4 separate regions of the Mus musculus genome follow, and regions 1, 2 and 4 are each linked to region 3. A link is a loop called in an ENCODE intact Hi-C map of the cell type or tissue named here. Cell type or tissue: heart. All regions are shown on one strand.

Evidence for each region. Peaks named below come from ENCODE experiments on the same cell type or tissue, not always from the same donor. Only the 100,000 strongest peaks of a DNase experiment are listed, where the experiment ranks them.
Region 1: it touches region 3 in a loop (2.6-fold over the local background); 4 of 42 quality-filtered maps call a loop at or near these places.
Region 2: it touches region 3 in a loop (2.1-fold over the local background); 2 of 42 quality-filtered maps call a loop at or near these places.
Region 4: a loop joins it to region 3, with 2.2 times the contacts of the local background. A loop is called at or near these places in 2 of 42 quality-filtered maps.

Annotation. Positions count from the first base shown.
Region 1 is chr1:38,785,557-38,790,556 of GRCm38, reverse strand. No RefSeq gene overlaps it. Among named protein-coding and RNA genes, the nearest start is that of Lonrf2, 49 kb to the left of the region's middle. In heart, CTCF peaks have their summits at 1,419 (motif pointing left) and 2,914 (motif pointing right); no DNase peak of the experiment used is centred here.
Region 2 is chr1:38,240,058-38,245,057 of GRCm38, reverse strand. The region is part of intron 10 of Aff3 (AF4/FMR2 family, member 3); the gene reads left to right. All of the region lies in intron 1 of Gm16150 (a long non-coding RNA gene), which reads right to left. Among named protein-coding and RNA genes, the nearest start is that of Gm16150, 23 kb to the right of the region's middle. In heart, no CTCF peak of the experiment used is centred here; DNase peaks (open chromatin) are centred at 3,047, 3,597, 4,007, 4,297 and 1 weaker place; H3K27ac peaks cover 214 bases.
Region 3 is chr1:38,305,334-38,310,333 of GRCm38, reverse strand. The region is part of intron 8 of Aff3 (AF4/FMR2 family, member 3); the gene reads left to right. Among named protein-coding and RNA genes, the nearest start is that of Gm16150, 89 kb to the right of the region's middle. In heart, a CTCF peak has its summit at 2,911 (motif pointing right); a DNase peak (open chromatin) is centred at 1,983; H3K27ac peaks cover 1,005 bases.
Region 4 is chr1:38,200,627-38,205,626 of GRCm38, reverse strand. It overlaps Aff3 (AF4/FMR2 family, member 3), which reads left to right. Exons shown (of 22, transcript NM_001290814.1): 14 at 536-737; 15 at 1,689-1,816. Among named protein-coding and RNA genes, the nearest start is that of Gm16150, 16 kb to the left of the region's middle. In heart, a CTCF peak has its summit at 2,648 (motif pointing left); a DNase peak (open chromatin) is centred at 3,636; H3K27ac peaks cover 443 bases.

The sequences.
Region 1 (5,000 bases), 480 kb before region 3:
GTGACTGAGAAGCTGTTCTGCTGCTGAGTCATGTACCCTCTCCCCATCCTCCTCAAGTTTCCCCTGAGAAGATAAGTCAACAGGGATCTTGCAAGAGAAACCAGAGGGGCTTAGGGTGGACTGTAGCTAGCACACATAATGCACCTTCCTGGCTCTTATGATTAAGCCCTGCTTGATGGCTGCTGCCCATGCTGCCTGTATACAAGCCCCTGCTCTCTGCTCCTTTTAGCAGAGCTGGCTGAGCCACAGAGAGCTGCCTTGCCTGTGGTCATTCTGCATTCTGAACAGCTCACATCTGAGCCTAATCAATATGGGTCTATCAAGGCTGGGCTCTGCCTGCCACGGGCCATCACCGAGGGATCATTCTGGTGACTGAGCTTATTGATGGCCTGGCATTGTGACTTGACTGCTCCCTTGACCCACACCGCCTCCCCTTCCCTTCCATCAGTGTCAGTTCCAGGGGCTCGCTTTAATAACCATTCTGCGCACCAGAGTCCATCTGGTGCGCTCCAGCTGTAACATCTTTCCCAGCTGCGGAATGTGCAGGCTGCAGCCTGTGGTGAAAACAAAAGCTAGTATCTATCTGAGCAATGCCTACTGGCCGCATCAGAAATGGAGGGGAAGCAAAGCAGTAAACAGTGCTCCCGGATTGTCTCTGCTGTTCCTGTCTCTCGATTCCTGCCTTTGAGCTCCTGCCTAGGGTTTCCTTGAGTATGGACTTGTAAGCTAAAATAAACCCTTTCCTCTTCAAGTTAGTTTTGGTCAGTATTTAAATACAGCAACAGAAAAGCAAACCGATATATCCTCCCTCTACTGTTTGTCAACATCTGGAGTCCACATGGGTTCCCAGTCTTTACATATGCTCATCGATGCTGGAGATTCATGCAGGGTCCTCAAGAGAAAAAAGCCAGTCAGCCTTTCTAGACTGTCTGAGGGGTGTCTAGGGGGAACTGACCAGTCTGTTTTGACTGCTGTTTACCAGGTAGGATTTGGGATTGGATGTTGTCTGGTGTAGTCAAAAGCAAAGGAGGCTCAGCATCCAGGTGTCCCTGGTACAAGGTGAATTTTGAAAAGTGAAAGCAGTTACAGGTATGGCTGACAAGAGCCAGTGGCCACTCAGAAGAGTTCATTGTGGCATTTCTTGCCTGCCCCATGATCTTTAAAGGTAGCATTTCCCTTTTGCATGTGGCCCCCTTTGAATTAATCCTCACAGCCAAATCAACAGAAAGTCTGAGTGTTTGTTTGTTTTTGGAGTTTGTTTGTTTGGTTGGTTTGTATGTTATTTTCTTTTTGGTCAAAGAGAAAGATGGGAGACAGGTGACGAGAAAGGAGGGGAAAAGGAAGAAGTGAGCATCTTTTCAATTAAGTTCTAGTGGGAAGACAGATGAGTAGAGAGGTGTAGCTTGTGCCACCTACTGGAAATTCTGAGGCACTGCAAGGGCAGAAACCAGGGTACTAGCTACAGGTAAGATTTGGATCAAGTAAGATTTGGATGACAAGTTTGAGCTAAGATTCCACAACAAAAGGCTTCACAGTGCTCGCCCAGACCTTCCCAAGACAATTCCCTTCCTTGGAAGACATGGGCAGACTTGCACTTCTGATGGAAGAGGTTAGTTTGAAAGATCTGGTCATAACGACAACTCCATTTTCCCAGTGGGCTACATTGTTAACGTGCCATTATTTCTGCTTAGTCTCCAATTAACAGTATGTCAGAGTCTAGCTGTGAGTTCTCTGTCCTACAATCTCTTTGTCAGTCAGCTAACACAAGGGCTACAGGAGATCTCAAATTTTAAGATTTCTTGGGTGAGTCCTCTTGGGAAGCCAATGATATACGTACCTTAAATCATATCTTCTATCAATTCATGTGTGTGTGTGTATCTTCTATCGATTCATATATATTCAACCACCTCAAGTGATATTTTTAAAATATTGGACACAACTGTACAAACAGACAAGATGGCAGACTGCTCATTATTAATCAACACTGTCTAGATTCAGTCACAAATCTGCCACAGGAGGGCTTCTCCTTGAGATGAGAAGAGCAGCAGTTGAGCAAAGGAAAGAAAGGGTTTTTTTTTGGGGGGGGCGGGGGTAGCCCTTGTCCTCCTCACAAGGAAGGTTTCAGAAACGTTACAGGCCAGTCTTAGCATCTGTTAAGAACCCACACATATGACTCTTACAGGACACACCGCAGCCGTCTAGTCTGGTGGGATCTTGACCGATTGCATTTGCCATTTCAGAACTGAGTCCTACAGACCCAAGGAGAAGTGGTTCAGAGTTCACTACACCTTGTCTCAGGCAGGTTTTATTTATAGCCAGAGAAAGGGAAGTGAGGGACAGAAAACAGAAGGTGTGAACGGATCCCACTAAACCACCTACCTATGTTCAGGGGACTTAACGTTATGTGGGGGAAGGGGGAAAAAAGACCCTTTCTAAGCTGTGCCAAGCTCAGCAAGTGTCCGCAGCAGCCACATGCAATCCTTCCCTGTTCCCATGCACTTCGTCTGGGTGGTGTTAGCAGAGGCTTCCTTAGTGCTTACACTTGTATGTGTAAATGGGGGTATAGCTTCAAACAATACATGTAGACCCCCCCAATTCTGTCCCCCATCTCCACCTCCTGCATCTACAGGTCACACAACAGTTCCCTCCATCTCACCTGTCTCTAAGATGCAGGGAGGGTGTGTGAAGGGCTGGGAGTGAGAGCCTACAGGGCAGAAAAAAAGAATTGAAGGTCAGCCATCCCCAAGCACGACGTTTACATCCCCTCAGCAGGGCCTGGAGGGATGTGCTCAGACCACACTGGGCCTCACAGTTGCATGCCAGGGAGACACTGTCCTACAGGCTCAACACAGCTTTGTAGGGAAGAAATAGCTGTCACACTCTGTAAGTTGCTGTGCCTGGCAATAGCCACATGGGGTCACTGTACTCTCAGGAAAGAAGGAACGTCAGCTGCGATGTCTGTCTGGACTGGTTCAGACTGGGAACCAGCTAACTGGCTATGGAAGAGATGAGACCTTCTCTTTCCTGCAAAGATGAGCGTCTATGGTCAAGTCCACCTCTGCTGTTAGAAGAGGAGGGCCTCAACATGGTGGACTTTGAACCAGGAGGCAACCCTCTGAAGCGTTACTCTATTCTAATGACGAATGTCATCTAGTCTAATGACTAAAATTCCCATACCTTCCACATTGGCTCACAGCTCCGGGAAAGCTACTGAGCCTCTCTCTGGAAGGAAATGATTATCCAATAAATCAAGGTAAAAGCCAAGGAATAGGGAAACCTGGGTGGTAAATCAGTTTCTGGCTCGATCAGCTGGAGATGGTGTCAATGAACCATCCTTTTAGCTGAGCAACCTTGAATGAGCTGCCTGGAATCCAGATCCTTGCTTGCCTAATTTACACACTAGAGATTATAACATACACCTTGGTTTGGAGTCAATGCATACGATACCTATCAGGTAAAACATGGGGTGAGCAATCTGCTTTTGAGACTATGGGAAGAAGACAGGGAAGAGAGGCTCAGAGTAGCCTAGGGAAGGCAGGGGCAGAAGGACCACCAAGTCCTTGGGAGATCTCAGCCTCCTTCTCAGGTGAGATGTGGGCATAGGAGTGGAGCTTCTGAGAAACTAAACCCAGTGAGAGTCAGAGAGGCCCACACCTCCACAGTGTGGGGACCCCAGGAGCTCACTGAAGCACGGCCTTGAATGCTGGGTGGTGCTAACCTAGTCTTTGAGGATACATCCCATGAGGTCTGGAATTACTGTTCTTTGGTGCTTGGTCTAAAGCCAAAGGAGAATTTCCATTTGGTTTGGAACTGTGCCTTGGGGGTGTCCAGCAGAGCCGCCCCTACCCCAACTCTGATGTCATTGCTTCCTGTTCAGCTCATGAACAGCTCACGTTCATTGGCTTCATTTTTGCCCGCCAGTGATTTCGTTTGATGAATTACTGGGCTTGGCACTAAAGCAGTCTCTCAAAGCCTGGGCCCCACACCAGCAGCCTGGCATCATCCAGGGATTCACATGGGCCCCTTTCACAACTTCATCACAAGGTCAGGGATGGAGACCAGCCAGCTAGTGCTGACACAATGTGTTTCAGAGGCTGAGACGCACTGCCGTAAAGGAAGGGGTCCACCAGGGTCCTACCAGGGTCACCCTTCTTACAGTGGCCCTTTGATCCTTAGCATCCCCGAGGCTACCTTCCCCACCCCCCTCTCCCATCCTCTCTGCTCTCCCATCACATCATCTAGCTGTGGGATAGCCACAGGTTAACCAGGCATAATTCCCGCTGGTCCACAGAAAATGAATGTGGCTCTTCTCAGCCTTCTCCCTTAAAGTGCAAGCTTTCTTAGGAACTGCTAAAAACAGAAGAATGCGCACCATAGGCCAAGACAGCTCCAGATAATGAAGATGGGAGTGTATAGCTGATGATAATGGCTGCCATTGATTAAGCCATTATCAAAGGGGCAGCAATAATGGGGACAGCCAGGACAAGCCACAGCAGCTGGCATGTGTGGCCTGTTCAGAAGCCTGTGGGATTTCCAATTATTGTTGCACTTCACAGAGGAAGGGTGGCATGGAGTCTGGGAGAGTTAGGCAGCCTTGCCTACATTCGTACATTGGGGATAGAGGGGGCCAGCCTTTTACCCACCCCAGGCAACCTTGCCCTGGGCTAACATCACCCCAGCTCCTAGGGTTTTACAGTGCTCCAAAGGAAGAGGATCCTTTAGTTCTTTAAGGCTGAGCAGATATATACCTCTTAAGATATCTGGATTATCATGTCTACTGAGCGAGCATTCTCCCTTAAGTCTGAGGTTTATACAGTCTGTGAAGGTGAGTTGAAAGACAGGCTTAGTGGCCACACTTGGGAGCCACATTGGAGCATCTTTGCCTCTCTGTGACTTGGGAGAAATGTCCCATTCCTTCTGGGGTTGCTGTGAATTTGGGTATGATATGGGTGCCTCTTTGATCACAGGAAGCCACAGCATCCGTCTTTCTATGGCTCTAT
Region 2 (5,000 bases), 65 kb after region 3:
CTTTATTTATTTACTTATTTACTGTTTACATCTTAAACGCTGATCTAGCCTTTTTCTCTCCTAAAACACCAAAGCCAGGATCCTAGATGAGGTCTGCTTGTACCTCTGAGGGGGACCTGGCCTCAGCTTGTGTCTCTACCACCCTCTCACTTCAGCTATCTGGAAGGCTCCTCTGGGTCATTTACTGAAGCTCTTCCCAGAGTAAGGTAATCCTCATTATTTGAAAACCACTGTGTGGGGCCATGTACAGAGCCATAAATGCTAAGTCTCTCTGGTCTATAACAGGGTCCTGTGATATCCATCCATCAGTACTCACAAAGGGAGACCCTCCACCCGCCCTTCTAGATGGAAGCCACATAATTGTCCCTCACGGCCCTCGGGTGGCTATTAGCCCAGTCAGCTGCATTAACACGACATTAACAAGAGGCTAGTGCACAGGCTAGAGAGTCTAGAACTCTGCTTTAACATTCCCCCCAACCCAGTACTAATTTCCACAATAAAATGAAATGGCTCCAGAGAAACCATTGAGTCCTATCAGGTAAATAATACACAGTTTAAAAGGTCCCAGGCATGTATTCACACAACAGAAGAGAGCCAAGGAAGAAGTTAGTCTTCTGAGTAAATAAATAACGGATTGTATAAAGCCACTAATTGCCCTTTACGGTGGTTTAGTGGGTTTGAGAATGCTTGAGAATTAATACAGACTTGCCACCAGATGTCTGTCCAGGGAGGGGTTAGCAAGGAGGGTCCTCTGGGTGAAAGTGCTTTAACGCTTTTAGTTAATGTCCACAATTGCTGAGAGCCCCAGCTCATGGGTGACGTAACTTTGTCTTCTTTAAAGAGAATAATGTGGTGATGACGTCCATGCGGCAGCATGACTGCACTTGATACCACTGAGCAGATGTGTGGAGAATGGTTAAAATAGGTATTATGGACCTTACATAATAGTAATTTAAAAAATCTATAGCTTAACAAAGAAAATGAACAGTTCTGTAGATACAGCCTGAGATCCCTAATCCAAAAATTCTCAGTTGCAAAATGCTCCAAGAGCCAGAACTTCTGGAGCACCAGTTTAACACCAGAACTTCTGGAGCACCGGTTTAACACCACAAGTGGAAGATTGTTTATTAGGAAACCTGGTCTGTGCGTGGCTAAAACATCATCTCAAGTTACCTTCAGAATATGTGTGTAAGGTATATGAGAAACAATTGGTTTTACTGTATTGGGTACACACCACACACACACACACACACACACACACATATACACCACAGACTCTGAAAAGGAACTGAGTCAGAAAGCATTGTCGAGTTGGGAATTTGGGGAAAGCGTTGGTGCTCCAAGAGTTTTGACCAACGTGGCCTTTTCTCCTCCATAGGGCAGGCGATCGGTGTCCTCTCCTGGGTTTGAGGTTCCAAGGTTCCCACCAAAGCACTGTGTACCTCATTCTCAGATAGAGTTAGAAGTGACCCCAGCCTTCTGCACTGGGGATAGAGCAGAGCCAACCCCTCTCCTACTCCCCCAGCCACTGTGACTGTGAAGTAACACAACCAATTGTCACCCTTGTTCAGGTGCATCACTGTGCTCTGAGGACTGTGCAAAGGGAGCAGAGGGAGCCAGGTCCTCACGCCTCAGTGCCAGGGCAGTTAGACCACACTACTCATTTCTACACATTGTCATCCGACACTGCGTCCTCTTCCTATCAAATACATCCTCAGACATTTGCTAAGTTTAAATCCCAGTCCTATACATTATTTTTTGCTTAGTCTTTGTCACTTGGTCAGCATATCCTGTGCCTTTTAACACCCTTGGGGTTGTCCCTTCTAAACCAAGGCTAGTGGATGTTCTGTATGTCTAATGTTTGTAGCCTATTTATTTCTTATTTAACTTGACACAAAACAGTACATGTGGCACTTCAGTGCAAAAGCTGGGGCGGGGGGAAGCTATTGTGTGATTAGCATGTTTTCTGTGTCACAGCTATCTAATGAAAAATAGAGACTTTTTACAATTATATATTTCTGAAAGAGACTTTTGCCTGTACCTTGTTGACAAACTGCTTTGATTACAGACTTACTGTCCCGCCGAGAACGAGTTACTAATTGGTAGTTACTGGGCCAGTTATTTTAGAATGTTTAAACTGACCACTAGTGAGTATGGCAACATACAGTTGCTGCCTGCCTTGAACTTCGGCCTGTGCTATCAGTCTCAGTGACCTTGCTCTGGGAAATTGAGATAAAACCAAAAGAGACCACAGAGTAACATATTATATGGGGGTGTGGGTTCACGTGTGTGTGGAGGCCAGGGGACAACCTCATGAGCTGTCTACCTCTTGTTTAGCGATGAGAATCTCTCACCAGCCTGGGATTCTGTTTGTCTTGGCTGACTGCCCAGCCTCTGGGTTGATTCCCCTGCCTCCCCGGTGCTGAGATAAGAGCTACTCCTGACTTTTTTTGCATGGGTGCTGGGATTTGAATTCACACCTTGAGGCTTACCTGGCAAGCACTTGACCAACTCAGCTATCTTCCCAACTCACCAATTATATATCTAACAAGAAAAGCTTTTTAAATGTTACATCCTAAGTGCACAGGTGGTTTTCTGAACCTGCTGGGGCCACAGCAAGCCAGTTAGAGAAACATCTGGAACGGTATGTTAGCCATTTGATAGTCTGAGGTCATTGGTTTGCATTTGTGTCTTGTTCAAAACTCAAACTACCTAGCTCTTTATAACGGGAGTTTATTTATTTAAATCATGGCCCAGTGCCTTTGGCTTGATTTTGTTTTACATCTCCAAGCCCACAGAGTCTTCTTCTCTGGCTTTACTGGCCTGGCACACAGGACCTTCTCCAGAACTGTCCTTTGGCCAAGTGTCTCTCTGAACTTGAAAATCACACAGCCATGAGACCTGACTGTCCAGCCAGCTGCTACTCTGAACTCAGGGCCTGCCCCTGTCCAAGTCCTCCCCTCCCAAGGACCTGCTCTTTTTCATCCTTTGCTGAGACAGCCTTGGCCGAGCGCTGGCTGTTTGCACTAGCTAGCTAGCCTTTGATGACTGTGATTTGGAGCCACTACAGTGCCCTGCTGCCAGGGAAGGTTAATGTGCTCCCGATGGCTGGGACAGCCTGACCTTTCTCACTTTGCCCAGCTCCCTGCCCTGTGCTGGTTCTTAGGCCAGTGTCTGGCAGCCACATCATGTCCTCACCCTGGCAAGCAACATACAGTCTCTGGGCAGCATATGTCCCTTCAGGATACACCACGCAGAGTATATTCCAGATGTTTTAGAACAACCATCTGATCTACCAAATTCCAAGTACATTTCTCGGCCTTGCCCCTTGGACTCACTACAATTATTCTGTCTTCTTTTGCATAGTATTCTGCTCTTTATCCCTCTCATCGTGAGAGAGGGAATCAATCCAGTGTGACTGTGCTCACTGTAGTCAGTTCAGCTAAAACGTTGAAACAGGCTTGCTTAACCAAGGCCATGGCCCCTGTTAAATATCACAGGCCAGGTCAGCCTGCTTGCTGGCCCTGGTGTAGCAAATCAAATAGTGCTTTCTGAAGACCTGCCTGGGCTGAGTCGGAGACCCTGCCGCTCCCCAACACTGCCTCTTCTTGGCTTTGTTCCCCCTGTTCACAGCCAGGGAGTCAGCGAGCCACTTGAGGTCACAGCTCTTCATCTTTCAATGGAGACAAGTCTCCCCTGTTCAGCTTGCCTGATCCTAGACCTAAGAGGAGCCAAGGCAAATAACACCACTCCATGAGCACTGCAAATTGAGGTGTTAGTCACTGGAGAGAGCATACGAAGGAGCGCCAGGTTTTCTTTGAGTCACTGTCCTAGCTATTTTATGTAATTGTGAAAGGACACGAGTTCCTGTGTGCAAGAAAAGATGGGCACAAAGCACATTGTTAACTCTCCCTCTCTGGATGGTAGGTTACCTCTGACCTCCTGGGGGGCCATACTGGCTGAATGTCTCAGGGCCTATGCGTGGGCACCTTCCTGTCACCATGCCATGTCATCAACAGACAGCCTTCTGCGGCATGCATTAGTGTCCAAATCTTGCATATGGGAAACTGAAGCTTCAAATTGTTGAGTCACTTGCCACCCAAAGTTAATGGACACAGAAAGGGGTGGTGCCTACTGGGTCCACAGTTTGCAGGGGATATGTGGCCCTGGACTGGGAAGGTCTGCCTCACCACAGGCTGGTTGCCCGGGGTTCGGGTTCCTCTCCACCCTACTTAATCTCTTAAAACAATGCATATTTCAGCTCTCCTTGAATCACACACAACACATGCCTGGGTGCTTCACACGGGGACGAGGGCTGCTCCATTCTCTGCCCCAGAAGATATAGTCAGCTGGAGATTTATGTGGTACAACGTGCCTCTCCTAGCCTTGTTACATCCAAGCAAGCAGGTGCAGGAATGTCAGCTATCTTCCCATGCTCTAAGCTTAAAGTAGAAGATGACGAAGCATTTGAAAGGGGAATTGGTTGGACTCAGACAGATTTAGATAGGGGAGGAAGAAGATGCAAGCCAGTACTGTTTCCTAAGATTTCTATTCCTTGGAGAATTTTCTTCTTCCAGCTGGCTGGAGACCTAGGATCTATTCACTGGTACTCTGAAAGGAAAGAAATTGTATTCAAATATACATCATGTTTTCTAAATGTGCACACACCCATGTATCATTGCTTTGGAGACCAGCCATGCCAACTTTCTTGCCCTAGCAAAATGAGGCGAAGCTTCAGAGTGGTGGAAACCCCATAGCTCCTTGGATATCTCAGGTCAGTAATAAGAGCTCAGCCAACATTGTTTCCTAGGTCCCTTTCAAGCCTTGGCTCTGTCATAGGCCCATTTTGTGATTTAGCCACAGAACTATTCATTCTTTCATACGTAGCCACACACACACACACACACACACACACACACACACACACACCGTATTCCTTCAGCCTGGAATGCTTTCCCTTCCCTGACTCCATCCTGCCACTTCCTCCAACCTACTTGGAA
Region 3 (5,000 bases):
TACGTGTGTAAAATGATGAATTATGTCCGATCTTTTAGCTTATTAGGTGTCTGTCCCTGGAGACCTCTTCTCTGTATCTGTGTAAGTGATTCGCCAAGATCCTGTTAGCTAGAAAGCTGAGAAAGCTAACGAAACAGCCCTTGCTGGAAAAGGCTGGCCAGGTCCTGCTTCCCCCACTCTCAAATACCAAGGATGAAAAATAAGTACTCCCAGACCCCCTCAGACATCATACAGAAGCCCAAGGTAGATGCAGGTCTGTGAAGGAATGAGGGGGCATCTCTCAGAGACTGCCATGAGCAGCCTGCGTGCACGGCTTAGTCAACATGGCTGGTGGAGGAGAAAAGATGCCAGGGTTGTTGTCCATTTTGCCCAAGAGGGAGGTCGGGTGTTAGATCACCTTGGTTCAACTCTCCTGTTCATGTAGGAATGCCAATAAGGTTTGCCCTTCTAGAACAAGACTATGTCTTCTGTGATCCTACACCTGGTTGGAGGCTTGACCCAAGGGCTGGTAGAGAAGCCTCTAGCAAAATGGAGGCGTCCATTCCCATGTCCTCTGTTTGATTCTCTAGAGCCTCGTACTTCTCTTCCCTGTTGTTGTTTGCCTCTGCCTATGCAAGGCTGGCCAGCTTGTAAAGACTTGGTTTCCTTAGAAGACTTCCAGGGATTCTCCTGAACCTGCCTCCTATCTCGCACTAGGTGCGCTGAGATTACAGATGTCTGCTCCTGCATCCCGCTTGGCCTGAGTTCTGGGTATTACAGCTTAGCCTCTCACACTTGCACAAGTACTTTATCCATTGGGCCATCTCCCGAGCCCTTGCTCTGCACAGAGCTGGAACAGGATGGGCCTGAACACAGCCCTAAAACCCAACCCCAGGGGACTCAAAAGTATCTTCATCGGACCCACATAGTTTTCAGTTAAAGAATTGAAACCCAGAAGATTGTAGGATAGTCTCACGGGCTTGTGATGGAGCTGCTCGGGCCCTGTTTTACGGTAGGAGGAAGTTTCTAGTGACCCCTAAAAAGACCAGATACACAGCTAGTGATGAGCTTGTGCTTACAGTGGGTGGTCTCTAGAGCTGTGGTTCTCAACCTTCCTACTGCTGTGACCCTTTAATACAGTTCTTCATGCTATGGTGATCCCCCAACCACAAAATTATTTCCATTGCTACTGCATAACTGTAATTTTGCTACTGTTGGGGATCATAATGTAAATATTTGTGTTTTCCGGTGATCTTAAGGGTCCCCCATGAAAGGGTCGTTTGACCAAGAATGGAGTTGCAACCCACAAGTTCTAGAAGAAGGCATGAGCCCTTCCAGTGCACAGAGCCTGTCCTGGCAAACTTCAGTTGCTCTGTGTTCTCAGTGACCTTAGCAGATGCTAACTTCTTTCCCCCTTTTTTTGGAGGAGACCTTTGGCTGTAGAAGGAATCTGTTTCTTGTTACCACATTTACTGACTGTTACCAACAGTAAATATCGTCTGACATTAATGGATTGGTTTTGTTTTCTCCTGGCACAGCCCTGCCTTCCCCACAGCTTCCTCTCCGTGCTTGTTTGTAGGAGCCTCCCCTGCATTCAGAACATTGTATTTACACAGTGCCAAAGTCCTTGTACGAGTAAATAAATTGGTAGAAGAACCCAGCAATGATTGGAACACATTCACTGGGCATTTTGTGCACTTTCTCTTACTGTCTATCACTGTGAGCTGAATGTGTTCTCTCTTCCACACAGTCTAAGATGGGAACCTCTGAAATGCACAGCTGAAGTGGTTACAAACTGAATCCACCCTTGCCCCTTATCACTGGTATCCTATCTGTACACCTGGCACCTGAGATATTTCCCCAGATTAAATACCTGTTCTGTGCCAGGCGCTCAACTGGATACATTGTTGCATTCAGTCCACAGGGCAGTCTGATGAGGTACATTACCACTGTATCACCAAGCACTGAGCAGGCTCCCTGAGGCTTCACAGTTGGCGGCAGCAGCACCAGGAGTCTGGCTGGTTGCCCGGCTCTAAAGCCGCTGACAGGCACTGCTTTAGGTCTGTGGCCTGGCACTGGAGACCTCTGAAGAGAAGAGCAGTCCTTAAGGAAGAAATGCCATTTCTAAACAAAGGGCTGATAGTTCCCTAAAAAGCTCTTTCAGTCTTCATCTCCCACCTACTGACAAGAGAAAGGCCTCTGGAGGGCCTGTGAGGATACAAGGAAAGCCGGGCCCCAGGCCTTAGTGCCTGCCCTGCGGGAGCCTACAGTGTGGGCAGAACTAAGCAGAAGTCTGGAATTCTCCTCCCAGCAAGTGGGTTCCCAGCCTCAGCCCACCTGCTCACCTCAGAGGGCCTCTGCTGCTGGCACAGGCCACCACAGTGAAGCCATGCCTCCCAGATCTCACAGAGAATGTAAAATGCATTGGCCGCTGCAGCTAGGGTTCTGCCATAGAGAATTACCCACTTCCACCTCTAGTCTGACATGGCTGAAGTACATGGTTAGGGCAGATGACTGAAATTTTACACACATGCCTACGTACACTCACCTTTTTAGGTTGTTTTCTTTTTCAATACTTTGCATATTTAAAAAATAAGGACTGTATGGAATTTCAAGCATTCAGGCAATAAAAGCGAGTATTTAGTGACCACAAGTTGGCATACTTATGCTAAGTGCACGGACCAGTTGTGTTATTTAAACGAATGTGAACTGAAGCTGCAAGGGGGGTGAGGTAGCTCAGAATCTTCACAGAGTAGACATAGCACCTCCATTTTATAGAAGAAGAAGTAGTAGCCCAGCGAGCACATGTACACATGCAATAGACAGACCAGTGTTGTTGGATTTTGTTTTGTCGTTTTACTGTCCGTATGCGTGTTTACCAGCATGTATGTCTCGGCACCATGTGCATGCAGTGCCCAGAAAGGCCATAAGAGGGCGTCAGATCTCCTGGAGCTGGAGTAACATGCAGTTGTAAGCCACGGTATGTGTGCTGGAAACCACTGGAAAAGCAGCCTGGGTCCTTATCCACGGAGCCATCCCTAGCCTTCAGGGATTTCGAACGCACTTTGTCCATGGGCACTGGATTACATTAAAAATACAAACGGGAATTGACACCTGAAGTGGTCTCCAGGCATGTCCAGTGGTTTGGATGTGCTCTGTGAGGCTGGATGTCCGGTGTGGCTATACAGAAGTGAGCTAAGGGACATTTAACATAAGAGATGGAGCCTGGCGTAGAGTCTTCAGTTCCTTGGGGTTGCTGGTTTCTTGGGCATTGTAAACCCTGAGCCTGACTCCTGAACCTCTCTGGCTTTTAGTTTTGTGATGTGACTGATTCTTACGTTAGCACCTTCTGCCTCCAGGTCCTCACCAAAGCCAACCCAACACCAGAGCCCTCTAGGAATTGGACCCAAGCCAGCCTCTAAGCGTTGAAAGGTTTTCCAGCTGGGGTATTTCGTTATAGCAACAGAAAGGGAGTAATTTCAGAAAGACGCAGAGCCACTGAGTGATCTCACTTGGAGATTTGTTTGACCCAAAAATTACAAGACTGATTATATCTACTGGATCACTTATATTTAAGGGCATAGAGGACAGAAGGAATATTGGGGTGGTTTTATGTGTGTGTTTGTTTTGAATCTCCAGGAATAAATAGAATATTAGAAGTAAAACAAGAAAAATAGGCAATAATTGAGTAGAAATAATAACCATAAACTTTTGCTTCTTAGACCAATATGATAAAAATTTCAGAAACTATATACTCTGGAAATATTTTTCAAATCAGTAAACATAGAAAATACAGATGGAAAATATTTATAGATTTGAGGAAAAATCATTCATTTGACCACAAGACAAAATTTCTTTTTTTTAAAGCCATCTTCAAAAATGGGGAGTCTTCCCTATCTTGTGCCCCTCGCCCCCCTTTTTAGTGTGCTGAGAAGGTCCCCACCCCAAGAGTGTAGAAATGACATGGGCAAAGCACAGGCATCCATGCGTGAGAGGTTTGTGATTGAGCCAGGATTCGGCCTGGTTTGACTCCTGGAGCCATGCTTTTCAGGACACCTCTGTAGATGACCTGTCCTGGTCACTAGACTTCAGCATATTCGTAAGACGATGAATATTGACATGTCTCTAAATAACCAGAGTTTTTAATCGTCACTGTTACTGATCGTGCCAAGTGCCTCTGAACAAGAACTGAGCAGAGAAGATTCCAAACTGATGCTCAGTGCTTGAATAAATCATCAGCTCAGACCCAGCTTGCATGGCTGGGAGCAGCACTGGGGTCTGTTGTTACCTGGGAGGCATTTGTGCAAATGCTGACCTTGGGTGGTGCTGTGCGAGACCCTAGTGCCTCCGATGGACCCTGCCCATGCCATGCTGCTCTCTGCCCTGGGGAGCTCGCAATCCAGCACGTAGGCCACAGTTAAAATAAAGGGAAGCTGTGGAAAGCTTTCGAGGCCAGGAACATTCAGGAGGAAGGTCTGTAGGAAAGTTCCCCTCCTCTGGGAGGTGTAAATAGATGCCTCTCTTCAACCTCTGAGTAGAGATGCCAGATAAAATACAAGGCACCCAGTTCAATTTGAATTTCAGATAGACAAGGAATAATTTTCAGTGTGTGTTCTGTGCAATATTTAGGGCATACATATGCAAAAAAATATTATTTGTTGTTTACATAAAATTCAAATTTAGTGGGAAATCCCATTAGTTTCACTTACTAATTCTAACACCCTGCAGACATCACATCGAGACTCTTGACTCGAGTGTCTTCAAAGCACTGATGAATAGGAATGAATGATAAGTGGAGAGTGGAAGAGAGGGAGAGAAAGAGACAGAAAGAAAGAATGAAAGCTGGAAAGCTGCCAAGTAAAATAACTAGATTCTGGAGAAGAAGAAGCAAAAAAAAAAAAAAAAAAAAAAAACGAATTCCTAAAACTGAGGTCATAGAATGGAAAATATCTGTTTCATGGAGTCTTGAGCCTGAATATTGGCCGGGCCAGGGGGCAGAGAGAGGGAGGGAGGGAGGGAGG
Region 4 (5,000 bases), 100 kb after region 3:
GGTTTCAGGTACCAGTTGCTTTGTTGTGTGTTTATTCTGATCGGTGCCTGGTGAATTCAGACACTCAGTGGTTGGAAGGTGGCTTCAGGCCTTGGAGTCACCCTGATGTTCTGTGACTGTATCCTACAGACTCAGTCGCTGGCCGGCGGGGATCCTCTAAGAAACTGAGTACAGCTTACTGCTGTTGACTGTTGCTTGGCTTTTCCCAGCTACTCAGGCTCGTGAGGAACAGCTCACTTATTCAGTATTTGTAGACCCCTTGATGGAGCACTGGGAGTGTGAACATGTTACTCTTCTCAGTCCTTCATTGGCAGGAGCTCCAGATTACTGGGCGTCCCGATAAAGTAAAGAAACCAAGCATGAGCTCTGTTTATTGTTTACTGTGATCCTGGTGCCATAAAGTCACTTCTCCAAAGTAATTCCCAAGAAACTTCTTCCTGCCAACAGATGTTAAGTGAGAGGCTGGGCAGTACAAGAAGCACGGCCTCTCTTCCCTGTGCAGACTGGGACGCTCCGTTGCTGTTTCTCTTTTCAGCTTGGCAATACCAATAAACAAAAATGAAAAGATGCTCCGGTCGCCCACTTCGCCACTCTCAGACACATGTAAACACAAATACGCCAGCGAGGACCTGACTTCTTCCAGCCGACCTCACGGCAACGGGTTGTTGACTTCAGCGTCTTCCAACAAAGAGCCAAAGGCTGAGAGTCAGCTGCAGACGATTGCTGGGGACCTCACGGTTTGTCAAGGCCCTTTCTTTCTAAATAAACCCAGTGAAACTGAGCCCGCCACTCTGTCCCTAGCCTAGAAATCCAGATTCTCACGGGGACTGTGGCAGCAGCACACACCTGTGATCCTAGCATTCAGCAGGCTGAGGTAGTTCAAAATCAGCCCAGATTTATATATTAAGACCTTATCTGGAGAGAGACAGAGACAGAGACAGACAGAGAGACACAGACAGGGAAACACAGAGAGAGGGGGGGGGAGAGAGAGAGAATCCTTAAACCCTACCCTAGATCTACTAAAGGAGAAGCTAAGTCAGCGATCTGTTTTAGCAGGCTTCCATATGATTCTGTTATGTATCTAAATTGGGAAAAATACAAGCCCAGGTCCTCCACCCATGGTTACTATTTGAACTTGAGAAAGTTGCCTAACCCACCCAGTCTTTTCTCCCATCCATGGAAGGAGCATAAGACACCCTTTTTTATATTACCGTGAGAACAGAATTGACAACGGTGCAGAAGTCCTCAGCTTGATCCCTAGACATGCACAGGCTGAGCATCCCTAAGCCACAGGGTTCCAAGATCTGAAACTTGCTGAACACCAACATAATTCTAATTCTGCAATCGGGTCATTCCACACCTGACTTCCTCCTAGGATAGATTCACAAAACTGTTTTAAAACATACAGCATACAATTGTTTTAATGTATATCTAATCACTACATGCGTGGGGAGAAAAACAGACGAGTTTCATACTTAGACTTGGGTTCTACCTCCCAAAAAAAATCACTTGTGGTCCCCAGTATTTTGGATAAAAAAATACACAACCTGTTACTTTTTCTTTATTGAAACAAAATCACCATCATGTCTAGTACAGAGCAGAGTGATATTCTCTGGGTTAAAAGGTATCTGTCGCTCTCTCGGCCAAGTAGCCATGCCTCAGTGGCTTCTGTCTCATTTTTTATTTAGAAGGCATCTCACAACAGTTCTGAAAATGGCACCCTCCATAGCAAGTCACGGCCCCAGACGGAGCCATGGTCTCCAGGTTCCAATGGCCACAGGGACTGCAAGAGACAGAAACTGATCTTCGATGACATGTAAGTTTTAATATGGTGAGGGGGAAGGACGTAGAAAAAGATCGCTGCCTCCCATTTTTGATGTGGCTATTTGCCCTTGCACGATACGGTCACTTAAATGTCCTTCTCAAAGGAAGCCCTAACTTTGTGGCCACCCCTGGGTAAACAGGATCACCAGGGATAATGGGTTTAGCACCCAAGGCCTCAAGAAACTGAGGCAAACTGAACTGATGGGCCTATTTCTTCTTTAATTATGTATGTATCTGTCTGGGTATGTGTCCATGAGTGTGGGTATTCGTGGATCGCTCGCCCAATGTGGGTTCTGAGACCAAACGCAAGCCCTTTGCAAGAGCAGGGTATACTCTTAACTGCTCAGCTCTCTGTCCAGCCCCCGGTGAGTCTTATTTCTAAGGATATGGATTAAGGGATATCAGATTTACAGAACCAAAAGTGCTTCTTAGGATGGCCAAAGAATAATGTTGATTTACCCCTGAATGCTGTTTTCTGGCAAGATGTGGGTTCTTTGTAACAGCGTAAACAGGCCTGATACAGAACAACCAACCCCACATCATCTGTCCACTTCTACTGCTAAAACCTGAATGCATCTCCCATAGCCAGCACCAGCTCGCAAGGAGAAAGGAGTGGAAGGTGAGTAAGAAGACTGGCCAGCCATGCTCTGGAGACTGAAGATAATTTAGTGTTCCAGGGAGAAAGCAGGTGTCAAGGAGGCAGAAGGTGGAGTTTCATGAGTTCAGCTTGAATCCTGCCTTCAGTTGTTAGCTGACCCAAAAGCATGCAGTACAATGCATGTCCACATGTGGCAGGATAAATGAAGTCTCCAGAAACAGCAGGCAGGAGATTCCTGCCCTCCGGTGGCTTACAGTTCAACTGCAGTGACAGACTATAAGCCAAAAGCCCTCTGAAAGTCAGACTATAACGTGCTCTCAAGATATCCCAGCCCGTTCTCAGAAAGATCAATAATACCAGTGATGACTGCCTCCCTCGTTTGGGGTGCCACACAAGCAGCAACATCTGGGGAACCCCAGGCACCCTGCTGGGATCACAGCCCTGCTCACTGTTTGACAGCCCTCCCTCATCCTCACCCAAGTATAGAATGTGTTGCCTGCTTCTCTGTCAGACCTAAGTCGAGTAGTAATCTTTTACGTATTAATTAGACTTTTATACATTAACCAGGGCACAGAGTTCTAGGGTTGGAAGCCAGATGTGTCATTTAAAAATCACGTGCTAAGGTAACTGAATCTGGGGAGCGAGGGAGGTCTCCCTTCCTCATCTGGTTACTGGAACTGCGTGCCAGCTCCCTGCATGCAGCCTTCCCCTCCCGTCCCCTCAGCTGCTCCAGCACCCACTTTAGTCGCTTTCCCTTTGCTGAGCTCATTGGCCCTTGGGACGGCAGTCAGGTGGTCTCTCTCGGACTTTGTGTGGAAATTGTCCCTGTGAATTTTAGTCATTTTTGAAAACAGACACAATTAGAGTGATAATTAAGGTGATCGTAGCATTTGTGGTTTCGACTCATAGCTGGTAACAGAAGTGTTAGGCACTGGGGTGCCCAAAACACCAAATATTTCTAGTAGATGATATGGGGAGCATAGTAAAGATAAGAAGAAAAAACAAGTATGTATGAGAAAATAAGTTTAATGACTTCCCCAGTGGTCAAAATAGAGGGCTGAGTCAGAAAGAGCAGCCCAATATGTGAAGTTTCTAGAACTTTTTATGAGTGGAAATGTTTCTCGTTATATTCCTTGTCTGTACCAGTGAAGAGGCTGAGCCTGTTGGCAGGCCGTGTAGCTCTGGCTGTTGCCTGTGCTGGGACTGTTTGTTCTCTTAGGGATATGGTAGAATGAAATGGAAAAGCACTCTTCCACACCCCCCTGCATGGAGAGGAGTGTCCACTTACCCCCAAATGATTTGCAATCTCTGTTAGAAAAATAAACACACAACAGAAACAGCCACTGGCCTAAGAAAGCTGTGGGAAGAGTCTAAAAACTCGAAAGGCCAAGAACCAACATTGTCTCTCCCTTTAAGCCATGAAAATAGCTGTCCCTCGAGAGACCAAAGTCACCTAACATGCAAAATGTCTTACACACCCAGCTGCTATATACAAAGCACCTACTATGTGCCAGGTACAGGCAACAGCCAGGATATACTGATGAGTTCATTCTGTTATTCTCCAGAGTCAGAGGAGAGAAGCCCATGGTGGACCAATACAACCACCACTACTGTGACTATGGTCACACCTGCTCCTCTTCCCGCCCCTTCTCTTCCCTCTTAGTTCCTTATCTTAGTTCCCATCAGCTTTTCCTCTTCTTCCCCCTTCATGTGTACTCCCACATCCCCCGTTCTTCCTTCCCTTCTGTCATAATTAGTTCTAACTTGACACATCTGGGAAGAGGAAACCTCAGTTAAGCAACTGTCTCCATAAGAAATGGCCTGAGGCTATGTTTATGGGGCGTTCTCTTGAGTGTCCGTTGGTGTAGGAGCCCAGCCCACTATGGGCAGTACCATCCCTAGGCGAGTGATGCAAATAAACCCTTCCTGCCCTCCCCTTTCCCATTGGATTTTTTCCTCCTCTTTTCCTTCCCTCCTCTCACTTCCTTTTCCTCCTCTCTCACTTCCTTTTCTTCCTCTTTTACCTGACATTTTCTGCCCTGGCAGCTTCCTGGTCAAGAAGGTCCTCAGCCCCTTCCACTTTCTTTGGCTTATCTTCACTGGGGCATCAATGGGGCCTGAGATGAACAGAAAAGCTGCCAGGAGAAGAAAGGGAGGGTGCCAGATCATTAGGGCAGAGCCACTGAGAAGCTGATAGGAAACAACTAGAAAGATCCAAAAAGTAACAGGTGCCACACTCTGGCTTAGTTAGTTTGTTTCATTCCTTGATTTAGTTATTTACTTTGCAACCCAGTCACATCTTCCCCTCTCCCTCTCCTCTGGGTCCTGGCTCTCACCAGACCTCCTCCACCCTTCTCCCCTTCTCCACAGAGGGGGACGACTCCCCTGCACATAGCTTTTTTTAAAAAAGGAAATTCATCCTTTTGTATTATAAATACTGTTAATGGTTGAATAAACATACAATTCAGACAACTGAAGCCACCAGGCTGTCAAGAATGGGTGCTGAATAAATATAGCTGACTTATAAATACCTTTCCCAGGGGAGGGCCTGGATCTTTCCATCTTTCTTTCTTTTCCC